Linked DNA regions of Homo sapiens: region 1 is linked to region 2. The links are chromatin loops, found by intact Hi-C in ENCODE. Cell type or tissue: Caco-2. All regions are shown on one strand.

The links. Hi-C counts contacts between places; a loop is a spot of excess contacts. Peaks named below come from ENCODE experiments on the same cell type or tissue, not always from the same donor. Only the 100,000 strongest peaks of a DNase experiment are listed, where the experiment ranks them.
Region 1: it touches region 2 in a loop (4-fold over the local background); 21 of 110 quality-filtered maps call a loop at or near these places.

What each region holds. Positions count from the first base shown.
Region 1 is chr5:132,223,495-132,231,494 of GRCh38, forward strand. P4HA2 (prolyl 4-hydroxylase subunit alpha 2) reads right to left here and starts at 4,359. Exons shown (of 15, transcript NM_001017974.2): 1 at 4,296-4,359. RefSeq lists silencers at 4,076-4,335, 4,476-4,705. In Caco-2, no CTCF peak of the experiment used is centred here; DNase peaks (open chromatin) are centred at 4,037 and 4,367; H3K4me3 peaks cover 1,900 bases.
Region 2 is chr5:132,274,479-132,282,478 of GRCh38, forward strand. It overlaps LOC124901063 (a long non-coding RNA gene), which reads right to left and starts at 3,272. Exons shown (of 2, transcript XR_007058934.1): 1 at 3,229-3,272; 2 at 2,919-3,010. RefSeq lists a silencer at 2,738-3,032 and an enhancer at 3,693-4,505. In Caco-2, CTCF peaks have their summits at 3,885 and 4,088; a DNase peak (open chromatin) is centred at 3,683.

The DNA.
Region 1 (8,000 bases), 51 kb before region 2:
CAGGCAATCCATCCATCTCGACCTCCCAAAGTGCTGGGATTATAGGCATGAGCCATCGCACAGGCCTGCACCTCACTTTTGTTTTCCCTCACCCTGGCTGCCCTGCAATTACACCTTCCAATAAAGCATTAAGTACTTAAGCTCTGTCTCAGGCTGTTTCCTGGGAACATAGTCTGAGATAAGCACTATTTGTTTCCAAAAATCTTTCATTTCTACTATCTAATTCTCACCCAAACCTTCTAAGCTAGATAACTACCTCCATTTCAGATATAAGATAGATACAAATGACAAACAGCTGAGGCTGAGAGAAGGTTTCCTACATATCTGACATCTGACAGCAAATCAATGACAGAACCAAGAGTCAAACCCAAAACACACTCTGCTAGATATTGCAGCTATCCAGTCCTACTCAATAATCTGTTACCTTAAAGTGCAATGGACTCCCAAACAGGGAAGCCACACTTTGCCCAGGAAGAACATGCCTGCCCAGGTTAAGGACTTTATCATGGGTTACACCAAAGGTTCATAAAGCAGGTCCATGACACGCCTGGCTGGATCTCACCAGAGGGAGGAACGCAACATGGACCCAGAAAACAGCAACATGGTCCCTTAAGTTCAGATGGGCAGTCACTCCTACCTTAGACATGACAGCACTCACAAATAACCAGCCAGTCCAGCTCAGGGCAAGGCAGTACAGTCAAATGGACAGGCACACCTGCCCTAGGGTCAGACATACTAAGAGTTAAACCCCAATTCTATACCACTTCCCGGCTTTGTGACCTTGGACAAGTTATAGGATTCCTCAGTTTCCCCATGTATATAATAGAGACAATACTAGGACCTATATCTCATAGGGCTGTTGGAGGACTGAATGTGATGACAGATGTTGGCAGGTAGCCCTGCACTAGGCATAATTTATGTCAATCATTAGTACCAAGGGCACCAGAGAAACATCAGTGGACCTGAGGCAGCCAGCTGCCCAGCCCAAGTCAGCTGATTCCTGGGTGAGAAAGAAGGTCCAGACTAGGGAACAGTGAAGATGCAAACAAGGCAGAAATTGGGCGATCTCCATGTTCCAGGAGCACCACAAGAAATGAAACATTTAATTCAGGAGAGACTGGAATCAGGTATAATGTAGTACATTGATCATCAGGGGATAACCCTGGAACTGGTCAATCACTGGCTCTAAAGCTCATCAAGCAATGTTCTCTAGCAAAAGGCGGGGGATTGGACCAATACTCTAGGAACTCATGTACTTATATGCCTCTGACCTGCTCATTCCAGGCTCCTACAAGTACCCAGGCCTGAGGATCTCCACTACACCCTGGCCCTCAGAGTGCCAGGTACAAAACAGGCCACACTCTAAGCAAGCACTTCCTGAAAGGTCCAGAGCAGATGCTGGCCTGTTACCAGGCTCAGATAGATTCCATCTGAGCTGGAGAGCACTCTACCCAAACACTTAATCCTCTGCCCTGCAATGACACCAGCTGAACAAGAACTCTCTTCTAGGGCTCCAGTAAATCATCCAGACTTTTCATTCTCCTCTGCTCTGAGGAAAAAAAAAAAAAAAAAAAACTGTCTTTCTATCTCTCATTCCATGTCCGTAACACAAAGCCCACAGACCACAGGACCTTCCAGCCCTCTTTGCTCTAGGACAGGCTGATGTCTTACCCTAAGGAACTTCAAATGTCCAAATTGCTAGATGTGAGCAACTTTCCCGAAGTTTAACTCTCACTCCAGCACTCTGCTGGGCTTGCATGTACTTGCATCACAGCTTTTCCTGCCAACTTCCATCTGCATAATAGTAAACTCTTGACAGACCCCAGGAGCCAGGGACACACCTCCTAGCCCTCTGCACACTATCAGCCAGCGTGGCCACACATCAGCCAAGGCCTTGCTTCCAGTCTCAGACCCTCCCAAGGATGTGGGAGGGCAGAGTGAAAAAGGGAGGCCTTCTTAGGAAATGAGGAGACCCTAGATTCCCTCAACCGACTCATTCCTCAGAGCTGCACCCACGTAGTCTCTTCCTTTGATGAGCACTCACAGCCGGGCTCCTCCCCTGGCACATGGCCAGCTGCCAATATGAAGCAGCAATCTCAGAGTACGAGCTACCCACAGGCAAGAATAGTGCCTCGGCCACCTCCTCTCTCTCGTCCCTCATTCTAGCCCCAGGCACGCTCCAGTCAGAAGCCAAACAGGCAGAAGGCACTCAAGGGATGAACTGAGATCAGCTGGGGCCAGTCTAAACCGGTGACTAAGTAAGCACTGTCTAGAGTACCCCAATGCAGAGCTTTCGACAGGATACAAGGGCCTATCACATGCCACAGACAATGCCTCAGCTAAGCTGTCACCAAGTCTGCCTGCTGAGCTCTCAGAGAACTAGGGTGATCCAGTATGACAGCATCTTTGGGATGAGGCCCCCAGCCAACTCACTCCATCCTTGCTACGTGGCTTCATTGGCTGGGCCACACAGTGGACACTCGGCTGTGTAAGAACAAGGAGGCCCTAAAAGAAAAGAATTCAAAGACCAAACATTCTGTGAGTGGGGAGAAGCAACCAGAGAGACTGGGCGCTGAGGCCCAGAACCACAGTGAGAGGCTGCACCTTGGACACCTCAGGGGCAGTTTAAGTACAAGCCAAAGGAAATCCTAGTTCATTTAACAGAGACTAAATTATGGAACCTAATGTCAGATGAGACACAGGCTGAGAACAAGCAGCAGACCCCAAAAACATCCTATAAATTCTTAGGTGGACAATGGATCTCCACAAAGTCTGGGACATTTAAGAATGCCCCAAGCTACAACGTAACGGACTCCAGCCCTTGCTCCTAGGACAGGATTTCCTACAAGAGGGCTGGGGCTGTGAGGCCCCAGGTAGTCTATTATCAAGAAGCACAAATCTCGGGTGTCACTCTACAGCAAAAGACAACAGTCACAGTCTTGGGAGGGATCCCAATGCTCTCCTGCACCATCTCTCTTTTTTATTTTTTTTTTAAGATGGAGTCTCGCTCTGTCTCCCAGGCTGGAGTGCAGTGGCACGATCTTGGCTCACTGCAACCTCTGCCTCCCAGGTTCAAGCGATTCTCCTGCCTTAGCCTCCCGAGTAGCTGGGACTACAGGCGCGCGCCACCATGCCCGGATAGTTTTTTGTATTCTCCTGCACCATCTTAAAGTCAAATAGAATACAAAGGCCAGGGACCCACCTGGGCTGTCCAGCAATACCTGAGGCAGGAAGTGCCCTGATCCAGGCTCCTGCTGCGAAGGTCAACTGGGCATCTTACACATGCAGGGCACAGTACCAGGCACGTTATCTCACTCCAGGGTCTTGTAGACAGCGTCCGTGGACAGCTATCCCCTACAGTGTTCCTTCCCCATCACCTTGCTTCCACTACAAGGCCATAAGGAATGGCATTGGCCAAGGTCTCTGCTCCCACTCACATAGGCTGTTCCTCTGTCCACGATGCCCTTTTGCCAGCCTTCCTCTGACCACTCCAGCTCATGGGTCACCTCCTCCGGGAAGTCCTCTGGCCGGAGGCAGTCAGTGCTCTACCAAGTACCCACTGCCCGCATTCCCTTCCAGCACAGCGCTCACCACACTGCTCTGGGCCAGGACCTTCCCGCTCTTCCAATCCGCCTGTCCCACTGGGTTAGCAACTGCTTGCGGTTTCTGGCACACAGAAGGGTCCCGTTTGTTGAATTAGTTAACGAATTATCACGGGTCTCCGCAGCTGCCAAGGAAAAACAACGCTGGTTCCACAAGGATGTCTGGGGGAGAAAAGACTTTCTGATCCAATGGCCCATCTAATGGGCTCCAAGCTGGACCCTGCCCGGACAAGACCTAGGACTCCCAGCCCTTGGGAGGGTGCAGAACGGGCTTAGCCAATATGAAGAGGCCCCTCAGGGCCAGGCGGACGCCGCGCCCCCGCTCCCAACAGCCGGCAGCCCGGGGTCAGGCCGCCACTTCCCGGGAGCCTGACAGGGAAGAGCGGCCAAGTTCCCAGCCCCGCCCGACAGCCGAGGGAACTGCACGAAGGGCGCCGCTGACCTCACCACCCTGAGCTCGGGAAGGCTTGCGGGCGGCGGCACAAGAACCCAGACGGGTGCAGAAACAGGGCGGAGGGTGCAGGGTGGCGGCCCGGACTGCGCTGCTGGCGGCTAGCGGCGCGACCCCCGGCCCCGGATCCGGCCCCGGCCCCTAACTCTCAGCCCCGCGCGGGCAGAACGCACCGCCTGGCGACCCCAGCCCGCGCCCCAGCGCTAAGGTTGATCTGGCGGCTGAGCGGGCGGGGCGCTCACCTGGACACTCGCAGCTCCCGGCGTTTCCAGAACCTCCCGCGGCGTCGCCCGGTCAGCTCGGCGCCTCCTCCCTTGGCGACTCCGCCTCGGGCCGCTGCCGGGGCTCCGCCCACTTGAGCCGCCGCCACGTCCCCACCTCACGCTCCACACGCCTGCCTGCGTCCTGGTCCCCAGCTCCGGTGGCTCCGCCGGGGTTCGCCGTCCTCTGCGACCCCTGGGAACGCCCAGGCTACCCGGCCTCGCGGGAGCCGGAGCCGGAGCCGGAGCCGGAGCTGGCCGCCCGCGCCCTTCATGCCGCCCGCAGCCCACCGCACGTACTCCGCGCCCGCCTGGCTTTGGCGCCCCCACCTGCGGGCCTTGGCCCGCCCTCCTGCCCAGCCCCTGGGCGTCTGGAGAGGTCGCCACGACCCGATCCCCTCGCCGGGGCTGTAGGGAGAGCGTCCCTGGAGGCTGACGGATTTCCCTGCCTGCGCTCATGCCCATTGCCTGGGGGGCCCTGCCGGGTACACGGGCCCCTTCTTCCCAGCACCACCACAAGGAGGCTGTTACGGGAGGCTGGGGTCACCCCGGCTAGGAACTGGGTATCAGGAGAGGAGGCAGAACAGTGGAGAAGACCCTGAGGAAGACTAGGGACCTGGGGCCCACCCCCTGGAGACCGAGATTGGGAGGCCCATTCCCAGGGCCGAGCTCTCAGTGGGTTTCAGAGAGTCCCGGGCTCTGGTCCAGGCAGTCCTGGTGGCATGTGCAGGGGTGATGGATTGATGAGAAGGGGGCCCATCAAAGGCTGGGTGGGGGCGGAGGCGGGGGGGCGGTAACAACCTGGGGCACACTGGGTTGCCCAAACCCTTCTTTATGCCATGGGCCAAAAAGAGTGGACACCTGGTTCAGCCAATCCAGTCTGGAAGGGAATAAGGACAGAGATGCAGCAAACCTCAGCCTGAGCGGGAGGAGGCCCTGGCGGCCAGGCAGGTTCCCACGCCTGCTCTGTGAACCTTCCTCTCATGAATGAGGGGAAGCACGGTCTGAGAATCTCATCAGGGAGCAAGCCCAGAGCGGGAGATGCCCAGCCTCCGCCCAGGCCCAGTGTGGATATTCCCTACGGCACACGGGCCAGGCAGGCGGCCCAGACCTGGGGAAAGCAGGAGCACGCACACGGAAATACACATAAAACATGGGTGAGCCATTGTTCCTGCCTGCGTCAGCCACCGGCTCGAGCCCGGCTAAAACTACACAAACCCTCCTGCATCTGCTACATCCACAGAAGCTTCCTTCCATCTCCTCCCCCTTCTCAGGAGTTTGCCCCATGGAACATCCCTTTTCTCTCCTGAAGGCTCAACTACCCGCTCTCAACTGGATCTTTCCCATTGGCCTGTAAATGTGTTCAAGCCTCTACTATGGGAACAAAACCCTCATTCGACCCCACTGAGTGTCTCTGTTCTCAACCGCAGCGGAATTTCTTGAAAGAGCTGTCTCCCCATCCTCACATCTCTCCCACTCTTCAGGCCCTAAAGGAGCTGTCTCTCCCACTCTTCAGGCCCTGCAGTCAGCCTTCTAGCTCCCTAACAGCACCAAACCAGGTCTCAATAAACTGTAGCCTCCAATCTCCAATTTCAACGGCTGTTCTTCAGACCTCATCTGCCAGGGCCCTGAGCAGTGTCTGACACCCAGCGATGACCACAGCCCCTCTGGAACACTGATTTCCCTTGGTTTCCCCTCATCCTTTCTGGCCACCTCTGCTCAAGCTTCTTCAGCATCCTCTCCCTATTAGTAAAGGTTGGGGGTTCCTCAAAACTCAGGTCTAGGCTTTCCACTTCACGCTTCTCTTTACACGCAGGTGACACAAATTTCTCTCTTTACCCTTATCCTTACTGCTGAACCCCAGATTCATGTAACTCACTGTTCAGTGTACATCCCCACTTGAGTGTCCACAGGCACCTCAATGGCAACATGTCCAACACAGAGTTATTGTTCTCCCCCTACATCTTCCCCCTCCACACATCCTGTCTTCACTGCTGTACTGAAGGAGATACTTCCCATCAGTTACCTAACCAGAAGCCTGGGAGTCATACTTGGCAGCTCCCTCTCCCTCATCCCCAGACCCTATTTACCTATATCCCAAGTCTGTTCAATTTTACCCCTAAATCTCCCTCTAATCCACCCACTTCTCTCCATCTTTTTCACATGAGTGATGGCAACACTTTCCTGACTGGCTGCTCCTCCATTTTTGTTCCCTCTCATCTCTCCTTCACTACAACCATGATGATCTCAAAATGCAGATCTGAGCCCATTACTTGCAGCTGGGAAATTGCCCTGATCTTGAGAAACATCAAAAAGTGGTTTATAAGGTTCCACATGGTTTGGCCTCTGCTCACTTCTGTAACCACATCGAACTTCCTCCAGTCTCTCTAACTGGCCATTCCCCCTCCCCACCCCAGACCTTTATACATGCTGTTCCTTCTGTCTAGAAAAAATTTTTCCCTCCCTGATTAAAACCTTCAGAATCCTTCAGATTCCCTCAGAGGCAGAGAGATTTTCCTTACTTCCCTGAGTAGGTCAAAACCTCCCATAACAGACCAGGCACGGTGGCTCATGCCTGTAATCCCAGCACTTTGGAAGGCTGAGGCGGACGGATCACCTGAGGTCAGGAGTTCGAGACCAGCATGGCCGACATGGTGAAACCCCGTCTCTACAACAATACAAAAATTAGCTGGGCATGGCCAGGCACGGTGGCTCACGCCTGTAATCCCAGCATTTTGGGAGGCCGAGGCGGGTGGATCACGAGTTCAGGAGATCAAGACCATCCTGGCTAACATGATGAAACCCCGTCTCTACTAAAAATACAAAAAATTAGCCGGGTGTGATGGCGCATGCCTGTAGTCCCAGCTATTCAGGAGGCTGAGGCAGGAGAATCGCATGAACCCGGGAGGCAGAGCTTGCAGTGAGCCACGCATGATGGCGGTGTCTGTAATCCCAGCTACTAGGGAGGCTGAGGTGGGAGAATCACTTGAACCCAGGAGGCAGAGGTTGCCGTAAGCCAAGATCGTGCCATTGCACTCCAGCCTGGGTGACAAGAGCAAGACTGTCTCAAAAAAAAAAAAAAAAAAACCACACACACAAAACCTCCCATAACAGCTTCTCATGTCCCCGTGTGCTTCGTAACACTTGCCACCGTTGATAGAATTGAATGATCGCTTGGGTAACGTCTTCCCCGACTGGCCTGGGAGGTCTGGGAGTACATAAACCATGCATGCATTTGTCCATTGCCATTTTCCCACCACCGAACTGGGCTCAATATTTGCTAACTCCTTGAATGGACGGATATCTCCTCAATACCTTGCTCCACACTGTAAGATTTAGTCTCCAAAGGCATGAGTAAGACCTCCGCAGGGTCTTGGAGTCCTGGCAGCTCAGGACCACAGCATTGGTCAGATATCCTCCTAAAAAATCTGCAGCCTTGAGAAGGGGCAGGACTTCTGAGGATCATGTCTCCTTGGTCTTCCTGCCTTGCAGGAAGTGGCCATTCATTTGTTTTTATATTCCTTTTCCTCTACCTGCCTCCACCCAGAAGATACCATTTCTGACCTCTGCCTTTGTAGCCTCACTTTCACCACTCAGCCCTTAACATAAGGCCCTCAGACTCCATCTGGGCTCCTGATCTATTCATTTCCTGGGGTTGCCACAACAAATTACCACGAACTAGGTGCC
Region 2 (8,000 bases):
CTCACTCCCACTCACCCGCAGAAACTCGACTCTCCCACTGGCCACCACAGATCCACTAGCCGCTGGTACTCACCTTAATCCCATGACATGCAATAACCCCTTCCCCCAACAGAAACTACCACCCAAGAGGCTCCCTGCCACCATAGGCTACCCCGAGATCAACAGCTCCACCCCTTCAGGGTTGCAGCAACTACAGCAGCCCCTGCCTGGGCATCCTGGTTGGGGGTGGCTTGGAGGGCAGCTAAGGGGAGTGGCATTCAGAGCTGACAGCCTGATTTGTCCTTTCCCCAGCTTCAAGGCCCAGCCTCTACCCAGTCCCCCAGCCCACCTCGTCTGCCCAGGGGCCCTGAGTGTAGTAGACCATGAAAAGCTTGGGACAGGGTCCTCATAGGACAAGGTTTGTATGGCCCAGGGTGCCAGTACTGAGACAGGGGACATCAGAGTCTCTCTCCAGGAGGGGGAACCAGATCCAGGATCCCCAATTCACAGTGCTCCAGGCTCCAGCCTACCTGGCTAGAACCAACTTTCACTGTTGTCCCCAAACCTGCTACATCCCTCGAACCCCAGGGCCCAGTTCCTTACCTCAGGGGCTTTCAGACCAAAGACATGGATATCATCCTCTACACCCTCATGCCAGCCATAACATCCTACCCAGCACTGTGTCTAGGATTTTGCCTCCCAAGCATTTTTAGACCCATTTCAGGGCAGCTGAAGGAATCTCTCATTCCTTTGCTTCAACTCTTCCAGGGCCCTCAGGATGGAGTCCCTGGTCCTCCTCCTAACATTTAAAGTCTCCCTGACCTCAGGGCCCTCAGGATGGAGTTCCTGGTCCTCTGCCTAGCGTTTTAAAGCCTCTCTGACCTCGGGGCCCTCAGGATGGAGTCCCTGGTCCTCCCACTAGCATTTAAAGCCTCTCTGACCTCGGGCTGCTGACTACTTTGTCTCACCTCCTCTGCTACAGCAGACAGTCCAGTCCAGCATCCTCTGAGCTAGTCCACCTTTTCATAGCCCTCAGACCTCTGAAGCTCAAAATGCCTTTCTTCTTTTGTCATGGCTCAGCAAACTCCTACTCACTCTTCAAGGCCCAACTCTACTGCCCCCTCCCCTAGAGCAAAGCCTCGGCCCTGCCATCCCCAGGGAGAGTTAATAGTTTCCATCCACATGCCCTCCATCCCATCCCTTCCAGTTTTGCCTGGTGCCTCTGGCACAACCTGTTATCTCCTTGGTCAGACCCTGGCTCAGATTTACCTCTGTCCTGCCCAGCCTCCACCCAGGCCAGGAACTGGGAGGTACAGGGGTCCTGGAGAAGCACCCACCCTCACTCAGGCACACAAGCACACACACCCACTCACACATACACTGGGCTTCCCTTCCTCCCACTACCTTTCACCTCACCTCCAAGCATCCTGCCTGAGTTCTCAGTGGGAGGTAAGTCTTGGAGCAGGGGTCTTCAATCCCCAGGCCATAGACCATGGCCTGCTAGAAATTGGGTTGCACAGCAGGAGGTGAGTGGCTTGCAAGCGAGTGAAGCTTCATCTGTATTTACAGCCGCTCACTATTGCTTGCATTACCACCTGAGCTCCATCTCCTGTCAGATCAACAGTGGCATTAGATTCTCTAATTCTAGGATTCTAGGAGTAGGGATTCTAGGATTCTAGGATTCCAGGAGTATGAACCCTATTGTGAGCTGTGCAAGCAAGTGATCTAGGCTGTACATTCCTTATGAGAATCTAACGTCTGATGATCTGTCACTGTCTCCCATCACCCCCAGATGGGACCATCTAGTTGCAGGAAAACAAGCTCAGGGCTTCCTTCACCATACATTATGGTGAGTCATGTAATTATTTCATTATATATTACAATGTAATAATAATAGGAATAAAGTGCACAATAAGTGTAATGTGTTTGAATCATCCTGAAACCATCCCTGCCCTCCATCCATGGAAAAGTTGTCTTTCACAAAACCAGTCCCTGGTGCCGAAAAGGTTGGGGACTGCTGTCCTGGAGGGCACCTGCTCCCTCCTGCATCCTCAACCTCAACTCACTCAGTCAACTAAATATTTATTAAAAGGTCATGCACAGTGGCTCACGCCTGTAATCCCAGCACTTTGGGAGGCCAAGGTGGGGGGGATCACTTGAGGCCAGGAGTTCAAGACCAGTCTGGCCAACATGGCAAAACCCCGTCTCTGCTAAAAATACAAAAATTATCCCGGTGTGGTGGCAATCACCTGTAGTCCCAGCTGCTCAGGAGGCTGAGGCAGGAGACTTGCTTGAACCCAGGACGTGGAGGTTGCAGTGAGCCAAGATCACGCCACTGCACTCCAGCGTGGGTGACAGAGCAAGACTCTGTCTCAAAAAACAAAAATACCTATTAAGAACCTTCTATATGCCAGGCATTGTGTTGCACCCTAGGAAAACATTTTGAACGAACATGTAAAATAACTACAGGCTATAAGCAGTGCTATCAAGGAAATAAAGAAGGCATTACAGTAGAGCATAAGGGATTCTCTTCATATATGGAATCTGGAAAGGCCTCACAGATAAGGTAACATTTGGGCAGAGAACTGAGGTGGTAAGATATCATCTGTGCAGGTATCTGGGGGGATTACATTCCAGGCAGAGGGCACAGGAAATCCTAAGGCCCTAGGCAAGCAGTGACTGAAGTAGTATAAGTGAGGTGGCTGGAAGTAGTAGATGAGGTCGTCAGAGAGATGTGAGGGAGACAAGGCTGTGTTGGCCCTTGTGAGCCATTGTTCCATGGATAGCAGGACTATGCAAACCCAAAGGCCGAGAGAGCTGAGAAGCCAAAGAAAGAGGTTGACAAATCCATTTTCTCAGAGAGAAATATATAAGAGGGACTTACGAACAGAAGTGATGTCTCGAGTGGCTGCAAGACTGAATCCTCACACCAACCAGCCTTCCAGAAAGTATCCTTTATATAGCAAGCTCTTAGGGTAAAACATGTGCAGCTGGTCCCGTCTTCAGACTTTCTTGCCAAGACTCGTGACCACTGGAGAGGTTAAATAAGCATCTTTATGAAGAGTTTTCTATTCTACAGGCATTGTTTAAAGATCTTGCTGATGAATATCTTGGCATCTAGGGGTCAAACATTGGTCATTACGGTGGTTTTGGATCAAGTGGCCTGGAACAGTGGCCCACACCTGTAATCCCAGCACTTTGGGAGGCCAAGGCGGGAGGATCTTTCAAGGCCAGGAGTTTGAGACTAACCTGGGCAACATAGCGAGACCCCCTCTCTAGAAAAAATAAAAATGAAAAAAAAAATAGCCAGCTGTGGCGGCATGCACCTATAGTCCAAACTACTCAGAAGGCTGAGGTGGGAGGACCCCTTGAGCCCAGGAGTTCGAGGCTGCAGTGAGCTATGATCTTGCCACTGCACTCGAGCCTAGGCAACAGAGTGAGACCCTGTTAAAAAAAAAAAAAAGCATCATTCTTGCCACGCAACAGGCTGTTCTCCTACAGCCATGGTAAGGACTTTGACTTTTACTCTGAGATGAAAAGCCAGAGGAGCGGCATGACCTGGAATTATGTTTTAACTAGGATCACATTGTCTGCTGTATGGAGAATAGGCCCTAAGGGGCAAAGGTAGACGCAGTAAAACCAGTTAGCAAGCATGACTGCGTTCATCCCTAACTAATTCCAAACTAGCCCACTCTCCCCAGTCCAGACGCCACTGTCTCATGCTGAACAGTGTAAGGGCCTCTGCCTTGTCTCCCTGTCTCCTGCCTGGCCCCTCCCTCAATCCTTTCTCTACATAACAGCTAAAGGAGGTTTTTCAAGTGCAATTCCCTGTCAATCTTGCCTATTATAGTTTCCATGGCTCCTCACTGCTCTTAGGACAGAGTCTAAATTCCAAATCCCAGCTCACAGGGCCACATGAGGTACACAGCCCCTGCTGGCCTCTGTGGACAACTTGTGCCTCTGTAACTCTCATTGTGCTTATCTGTAAGTTCAGCCCCATCAAACTCTCCTCAAGACTCTTGCAGGCTTCCTTGACCCTCCAAGGAGGTTGAAACACAAATGGAGTCCTTTCTGGTTCTCTGAGTGACAAGCTTTGTTATTTGATACTTTCCTCCTAGAGAACCAAAGAAAGGGGTGAAGGTAGGCGGAGCCCAGATGCAGCTTCAAGCCAGCCCTCCCTTCATGGCCAAGGACTCAGCCCCTCTAGGGGGTGTGCTAGCTTGGCCCTGGGCTCACAGCCCTTGAACTGCTGAGTTGGATGGGTGGGAGCAGTGTTGTGACTTGCACAACACCATGATGCCCAGAAGCCTGGGCTGTGGGCCCTGAGTCCCTCTGCCCCACCTGGGGAGTGCCCCACCTCCCCTCCACCTCTGGGTGCCCCTGTCCAGCTACGTGCACTCCAGTGCTATCCTGGACAACTCATTCTTACCCAACTTCTTGTCTTGCACCCCAGGCCGACCCCTGACTTGCTTTTCATGTAACTTCCTGGTTTATCATTTTCTCACAGAATAATCTGTCTTTCTAACAACATTCCCACAGCACCTCTGAATGGAGGTGGAACCTCTAAAAAGGTTTAAGGGTAGTGAAGAGGTTTCTCTAATAAGCAAGCACTGTCCTCCTGTGTCCCCTCTACCACAAGTGGGAAACTATTTGGGTCCCTACAGAAACCAAACCTCAACTTTGCTAGTGTCTGACATAGATCCATTTGTGGCTGGAATGCAGAGACTAGAAATCCCAGGAGAGACTGCTAGAGACCTCACTGGGTCCTGCAGGGTCTGGAGTCGGTCTCAGCCATGTGGGCTCAGAAACCGCATTAACCAGCCCTTAAGTGGGTCTGTCAGGCCCGGTGAGCCAAGCTCAGAGGCTGATGCACCACCCCCGACACCCACGCGCGCGCGCGCGCGCACACACACACACACACACACACACACCAGCTTCACTGACAATGGCTGCAGTGCAAGAACACTCAGCTGCCATCCAGGGTGTTCTTGGTCTGTAATTGAATTTTCATGGGAAGCTGGAGCACACCCACAGTCTCAGAAGAAGGGAAGGGAGTTGGATAATAACTATTATGGGAGCTAATGTGTCCCAGGCCTTCATCTCCAAGCCCTTAGTGAACGATATGATTGTTTTTAATCCTCATACCAACCAGAAAGGAAGTATGGTTATTATCCCCATTTTATGGATGAGCTCAGAAAGGTTAAAAAACTTGCCAAGGTCACACACACCCTAGCAAATCTCCATGGCAGGGGCAACCAAAGTAACGGCGCATACCAGTCTTCCATGGAGAGTGTTGCCTGCCTACCAATGGTTTAGTGACTCTGACCAAGCCATTTCTGAAGGGTGCTGATCTGTTTCCACTTGGCAAGTCCCCAGAACAGCCCAGAGTGCAGGCTCAACCTTACCAACTTTTTGCATGGGGCATGGAATGGTGGAAGCTGGACAAAGTAAAGGTGACCCCTGAAGCTTTGGATCTGAGTGTGGACAAGGCTGGTGCCACAGCACCTGATCACCAACTCTGATATGCATGAACCTACCACCATGCCTGCTTGACTCACTCGTCTGGTCATGATCCCGGCTAAATGGGTCATCCCCACCACTCACTGACCCTCCGTGGTTCCAGGAGCCTGCTGAGAGACAGCCTGGACTGGCCCCTTCCCAGCCCCCAGGGCTCTCTCTCCAATTGCTGGAGACTGTCTCACCACCCAGAAAGAGATTTCTGGGTGGAAGAAGTCTCTTTCTCCTCAGTCCTGTCACCCTGTGCCTTCCCAGCCAGTGTTCCTGTCCACTCTCTTGCCTGCCCCTGAGGCACCACTCCTCAAGGCCCTGTCCTAGCTCCTCCATTCCTCCCCAGATGCTCATTGTCTAGGGTTGTTTGTGCTGTTTGCGCTGTCTAATAACCACATCCCTTCTAAACTGTCCCTACCCTCCTTTTGTGCTCTTACTCCAGCCACACTGGACTTGTTCTGGGAGGACAGTGATCAGAGGCCACCTGGCCCAGTCAAGGAGCCACTCCTCCCCTTCAGGCTCAGTCTGAAGCAGGCTGCCCTGTTAGGGCTCCACTCTGGTCTGTCTACTTCCCAGGCGGGTGCCATCTCCAACAGCTGATTTCTGCTTATCTCAGCAGTACCTCAGCTTTCCCATCAATTCTGTGAGCATGCTTGCAACCAGGAACCCTGGCTGGCTCTGCTGTCACAACAAGGGCCTCAGGAACTCTGCAGTTATGACCACTCCCAAATAGGTATCTCCAGCCCAGACCTAAATATTCCCTACTTCTGAACCTTAAAGATGGACATTTCTGAGACCCATACCCAAATTTCTTACATCTGTAAACAACCTACTGCTGCATTCTTCTTCTTCTTCCTCTTCTTCTTCTTCTTCTTTTCTTCTTCTTCTTCTTCTTCTTCTTCTTCTTCTTCTTCTTCTTCTTCTTCTTCTTCTTCTTCTTCCTCTTCCTCTTCTTCTTCTTTCCTCTTCCTCTTCTTCTTCTTTGGCTTCTAAATAGATTTTAATTACTTAGAAACAACACAATTTCGTACCAAATGTTTAACAAGCATCTTTGCTAAAATGTGAAATCAGCATTATTTGCATCCAATCAGCTACACAAAACTCACCAATTTTTCATCTGACAAAAGGTAGTCAAAATCCCAAAGAATAAGGGAAAGACTACTCATTAAAGGTCATGTTCACTAATCTAGCACCGTAATTCCAGTCTTAGAACCTCCCAAACGGCTGAAAGGAAGATGTGGAAAGAGATAAGGATGTCGGAAATATAAGGGTAATGTAACAAGAAAAACCCAAAATTGTATTAAAAAAAATACCTTCTCCCAAATTGAGAGGGAGCCAAGAGACCAAAGAGTGCCTCAGACAAGTCCAGCTTGGTAAGCAAATGAGTTTATGAGGACTTACACACAAGGCATTCCTGGATGGCAGTGGGACAGCTTTAGAGATCTGTGCCACCTCCCATCCCTAAGCTGCTTTTAAGCTAATTTTCTGGCTCTTTGCTTCTTCTGTGTGTGTGATGGGACTCTTTCCCTTGGTAGGTTCTCAGCTATTCTCTGGGATGTTTGGGTCCTCAGGGTCATTTGCTCCTTGGCTGGGTACCATGGCCTTGGGTCATCACCTGATCTTCAGAGTTCAGGCAGCGGACATACACCCTTGAGTCACCTGGCCGGGGAACCTGTCATACTTCAATTCATCCCATTCCCCAGCTCTTATATTCTTTCCACCAACCTTGCTCGAGAGTCCCTGAGCAGGAAACGAGGGGAAGAGCTATAGAGGTCTATAATGTATAGCCACAGTTTGTGGATACAGGCCACTTCCATGGTATACATAAGAGCATAAAAAGCAGAAGCTATCTATAATTATGATGCCTATTAGCAAAACATAATTCCAGCAAGTAGGTAAGCTGTGTACCTAATTTAAGAATGAGTCAAAGTAACCTAATTGAACTATATCATGGATCTGAGTTGACAAATGATTTAAAGCATCTGTGACATGATTCTCTTTATCAGAGAAATAACAGGTAGTGCCTATGAGGACGTATGTTGTTTGGTCTCTGTCATGTTGGCAATTTGGCCTCCAGGTGGAGGCAGTCCCCAGTGAGCCGGATTGCCTTATTGATGCTGTTGAAGCAATCATTCCAGTTCTGTTGGGAGAAAGGCAGAATATTCCAAGGCATGCCATTATCATTTGACAGGGGGAGGTATCCCTATACCCAGTAACAGGGCTGGTTGTTGACTGTTGCTGCAGCTGCAGCCCAGTCCAGGAAGACATTACTAGCTACCATGGGTAGCAGAAGCCATGGCCTTTGGGCATAAACACAGGCGTTTAGTAGAAACCCTCATAGGTATATCTATTCCTTGTAACTTAATTATTGCTAACATAATCATTTTTCCCATTGGCCCTATTAGGGCAGATGCCCTGGGCCTCGAGCCTGGCTTACAGTACTATATAGGGTTTCCCTCCACAGGGGTGGGCATAAAGCCAATTGGTAAATTTCTGGCCTTGCCTGTGCTATC